Linked DNA regions of Homo sapiens: region 1 is linked to region 2. The links are chromatin loops, found by intact Hi-C in ENCODE. Cell type or tissue: Calu3. All regions are shown on one strand.

Region 1 (2,500 bases), 210 kb after region 2:
GTCCTTATGAAGTGTAATTTAATAAATAGAAGAAGCAGGTGCCAAATAAATATATAACAAGCATATTGTGCTGTAATTCTTGTAAATTATAAGTTTTTAGAAGGAAAAGTGCAGAGTGCTATGAAAGAATAAAGATTGGATGGATAACAGCAGGACAGCAACTTACTTTATGTAATAGCAATTAAAAGAATAATCAGTAAGAAATTATCAGTGGCATTTCAAAAGGACCTTAGAAATATCTTATCTTGAGTGTCAGCCTTGGTTCTCATCCCTAATCTCCCACATACACTGAAATACCATATCTTGCTAACACTTATCCCCTAAATATTTCTCAAAACCATGTCTTCCTCTCCACCCTTTATTGCCACTGCTCTGGTTAAAGCTTTAGTGCTTGCTGCCTGGACTACCCACAACAGCCACTGTGTTTGATTCCTACCTCCAGTCTTCATGAAGGATGAAGTCCAAATTTCTTAAAAGATAGCATACCTTCTGAGTGATTTAGAGCTCTCCTAACAGAGATATAAACCTAACAGGTTTATATCTTGACATGTTCTGAGTCATACTTTCCACATTATGCTTTTATGCTATTTCTTATATTCTAGTCCTTGCTGTTGCTTTTCCCTTTGTTCAAAATATGGTATACCAACAACCTCCCCCCTCCCCTCACCCCTTGGTTACTAGCTCATGCATCATCTCCTTTGTAAAAAGCTTTCACTGATCCATCCCATCCCCAGGATGAGCCCCCGTACTTCTCTGTGACCATCTCCATTACTAATATTACTTAACCATATTATTGTGTAATTACTTGAGACCAGGAAATATCTTATTCATTTTTATATCTGTAGTGCCTAGTGATAGTAGGCACTCAATAAATGTTTTTAGGTAAATAAGTAAATTGGTTGCCTTAAATTGGCCTCTCTTATTCAGTAACTATTAAGCATAGATTTTTAAATATTTATTATGTTTTAATATGTGTCTCTCATCATGAAAAATTCAGATTTGAGCAGATATTTAGTCTTAATAATTTGTGCCTGTAATGAGACCTTTATGTGGTCTTTGCTACCTAGTGAGAGCAGTGCCATCTATTGGCTGTAATCCAAAGTGTATCCACTGTTATATCCAGAATTGAGCATAGAGCATTAATGAAACATTTTAAGGAAGGCACACGTATGAAAATTTTTTCATAAATTTACACAAAAACTATCTCATGCATGGCAAAAATAAATGAAGTAATTTAATCAAATATGCCAACAAAGGAGAACGATGTTGTGTCTTGACACAGTAACAGAAAATGTGTATCATCAGCATTTGCTTTTATTATTTATTTATATCCCAGCTCATTTCTAAAGAAATTATTATGGCTGTATTATTCGATAGAAAAAGACTAAGCCAAAATGCAAATGAATATTCACTCCTATCCTTCTTTAAAAACTAATTAGTACTTTGTGATTTAGATAGCATTTTATTTCCAAAAACATTTAAAGTTTTTACAGAACCATAAAGGTGAGACAAAAAAGATCTCTAAACACAAAATATCTCTAAACCATGAAAATTGTCTTTTAATAGGAATCCACACCTGGATAAGAAAGGTAGCAGTCCTGTTTGTTACGAGTAACTTGTGCCACATTATTGAAAATTGTTGTTGTTGTTGTTGTTGTTGTTAGACGGAATCTCACTCTTGTTACCCAGGCTGGAGTGCAGTGGCACGATCTCAGCTCACCGCAATCTCTGCCTCCCTGATTCAAGCTATTCTCCTGCCTCAACCTCCTGAGTAGCTGAGATTACAGGTGCCTGCCACCACGCCTGGCTAATTTCTGTACTTTTTTAGTAGAGACAGGGTTTCGCCATGTTGGCCAGGCTGGTCTCGAACTCCTGACCTCAGGTGATCCACCCACCTCGGCCTCCCAGAGTGCTGGGATTACAGGTGTGAGTCACTGTGCCCAACCGAAAAAAAATTCTTTTTTTTTTTTTTACTTCATTCACTGATACTGTTTCTTCTGCAACAGTATTTTCACATGTTAAATGAAAATATGCTAAACAGTTAAATTTAATAAGCAGAAATAAAGCTATGCTGGATTTAGCAGGTGTCAAGTAGTCCTCTGACTAGCAATTGTTATCCTGTCAGCATGTATAGTTTAGTGCTACAGTGCTTTCTAGATAGACAAAGAAAATGTGTCATGAGGGTAGGCCACCAAAATATTAGGAAACCTTGCTGTATTGTCAAACTGCCACTGCTCTAAGGAGTTTCAGAAATAGTGTGTTTTCCGGTATGGTTAAAATAAACATAGTTTAAGATATACAGGATGGTAACAATATAATTTAAAAAATGTAGTGTCTTATATTTTAGTCATATATGAGTAAAGTTCGAGACCAGCCTGGTGAAACCAATGGTGAAACCAAAATGGTGAAACCCCGTCTCTACTAAAAATACAAAAATCAGCCGAGCGTGGTGGCAAATGCTTGTAATCCCAGCTATAGAGGAGGCTGAGGCAGGAGAATT
Region 2 (2,500 bases):
TATGGGCCAATTTAATAGCAAAGTATTTTTACTGATATTGTATTGAAATTTAAATATGAAAACACACCCTTCAAATTCTGCCAATGAGGTGGGAAGGCTTTGTCTATTACATGTCATCTACACAGTGGATGCCACTCAAAGTTTTGGGGCTTCGAGGAGATGTCCAAATTTCAAGTTGATCCATAGACTTAATAAAATCTCTATTTTTGTCCCCAAATTTCCAATTACTGATCTAAACAGGAACAGACCGTGTCATAAACAACTTAATTGCTTGCTTAAATATGTGATTCCACGCATGCCACATATTTTCTTAATTGGAAAAATATGGCAGTACACCAGTTACTGCAGGCACCAAGTGCCAAATCAATTTTATTGTTGAACTCCTTTGAATTGGTATAGAACGCTCTGCCATTGAGATAAAGACGTTTCCTAACACTGAGCTAGCACCAAAGGATTTTTGCTCTAAGAGAACCGAGTACTGGGTGATTGAAAACACTAAAGGAATTGTGTAAATATAGATCCCCACCTCCCCCGCCGCCCCCCCCCCCCGCCCCCAACACACCAAGAAACCGAAACGCCTCGCCCGGGAGAAGCAGCGTAGCCTGGACCTCAGCTTTCGTTGGCTTCCTTCTACCTTGAAAGAGAATGGGAAGTTTTGGCCCCTAAGATCCAAAGATTCAGGGGCTCTGCGGAGTTCGAGGGGTCTTGGCGGCCCCAAACACCTAGGCGACCGGAGGGTTAAGCTTTCCACCTCTGCCCCTTCTCCCTCCCGGCAAACTCTGCGCTAGAGGCTAGCTTTAGTCCCGCCGTCTGGTTCAGCACCCCCTCCTGCAGCCCGGCCCCGCGAACTTCCACGTCCGCCTGCGGGCCATCCGGGCTGCGGGCCCATCCTCCCGCTGGTGAAAAATGCATTTCGGTGGAATGGGAACATCTGGGAAGGGCGCGCACAAACCCCACACGCTTCCCCCCACGCCACCCCCACAACACACTAGGACCCCACCCATGACCGAGCATACCACCGGACCCCCACCCTTCCACTATCACTCTAGCTGACAAAGCTGGGGTCCAGGGCCCTCTCCGTGTCCCTCTCCCCTCCCCGCTGGGCCTCGGAGTCCTCTCCCGCCCGAGAGGAGTCCGGAAGGCGGGAAGGGGAACCGCTGCCGGGGGTCAGTCAGGTCGTTACCCTCCGTCAGTCGCGGGCTGCCCGGCTCCCTGCTTCTCTCGGCGGCGCCCATGTCCAGCTCCCGGACGGGAGAGCGCCCTCCTCCAGCTCCTCCGCCTGCTCCTCCTCCTCCTACACCTCCTCCGCCTCCTCCGCCGCCGCCTCCGCCTCCTCCGCCGCCGCCTCCGCCGGCCGCCCGGACTGCCGGGCTGCTGCGGTCGTCGCGGCCCGCCTCGGTGCAGCCGGTCGGCTCCTTGGCCCCGCGCAGCGGCCCGCTCTCCAGCACCTCCCGGTACGTGATCGCCTCCTTCTTCTCCTTCACTTTCTGGTCAAAAGACTTGGAGACGAACGCCGTAAGTTCTTCCATCGCCGCCGCACGTCAGCCCGGCGCTCAACCTCTGCCAGCAGAGCCCCGCTCTTTTTTTCCTTCTTCTTTTTTTACTGCTCCAGCCCCCCCAATAATAACACATCAATGGGACAGGAGGTGGGGGAGGAGAGGGAGGAGGAGAAAGAAGAAGAAAAAGAGGAGAAGAAAGAAGAAAGAGGAGGAGAAGTAGAAGGAGAAAAAGAAGTAAGAAGAGGAGGAGGAGGAAGAAGAGGAAGAGGGGGAGAAGGGTGAAGAGGAGAGGGAGGAGGAGGAGGAGAAGAGAAGGGGCGGGGGCTGCCGGAGGGAAATGGGAACTGATGCTTCCCTGCCGGAGCGCGCTTGTTCAATGTTAAGATCTTTGACAATTCTTCCTGCGGAGAGTTCAGATCTGATAGCGACGCTGCGCTTGAAGTCCCACTATTTATACTTCCTAACGGCGGCCTCTTGTTTTGAGTAAATTACCTCCCCTCGCAACTCGGAGTGAGCCCCCTTCCCGGGTAGCAGTCGCGCCTCTACCGGGGGTTGGGGAGGGGAAAAGGAGAGAAACAGAGAGAGAGAGAGAGAGAGAGAGAGAGAGAGAGAGAGAGAGAGAGAGAAGAGGAGAGAGAGAGATTGGAGTTCGGGCGGGCTGGGGCTGGAGTGGTAGGGCAGCACAGGGGGACCGGAGGGGGCGGGGAGAGAAGGCCGGTCCCCGGCCGCTCAGGTTTTCAGATAGCCCCTGCCGCCTGTGCTCTTGGCCATTAATCCAGGATTGACAAGAATCCCTAATTAATTTAATTAGGCGTGGATTTTGCGTTGGTGTCACGACTTAGTTAAACACTGGGGAGCTGGATAGACCCCGCGGGGTGGGGCCAAGAGGAAACTGACAAGTGCGCAGCTCTTAGAGTCAGTCAGGTATCCCGACACTGCATCCTTCCCTACAGCCTTGCTTCGAGTCAGGGTGCCTCGCAATGCTCAGCTTCGCATTGCTT

What was found. Peaks named below come from ENCODE experiments on the same cell type or tissue, not always from the same donor. Only the 100,000 strongest peaks of a DNase experiment are listed, where the experiment ranks them.
Region 1: it touches region 2 in a loop (2.1-fold over the local background); 14 of 110 quality-filtered maps call a loop at or near these places.

What each region holds. Positions count from the first base shown.
Region 1 is chr3:158,312,447-158,314,946 of GRCh38, forward strand. The region is part of intron 5 of RSRC1 (arginine and serine rich coiled-coil 1); the gene reads left to right. Among named protein-coding and RNA genes, the nearest start is that of RSRC1, 200 kb to the left of the region's middle. In Calu3, CTCF peaks have their summits at 1,011 and 1,210; a DNase peak (open chromatin) is centred at 1,085.
Region 2 is chr3:158,104,496-158,106,995 of GRCh38, forward strand. SHOX2 (SHOX homeobox 2) reads right to left here and starts at 1,925. Exons shown (of 5, transcript NM_001163678.2): 1 at 1,184-1,925. The coding sequence starts at 1,529. RefSeq lists a silencer at 1,315-1,364 and an enhancer at 2,113-2,500. In Calu3, no CTCF peak of the experiment used is centred here; DNase peaks (open chromatin) are centred at 846 and 1,286.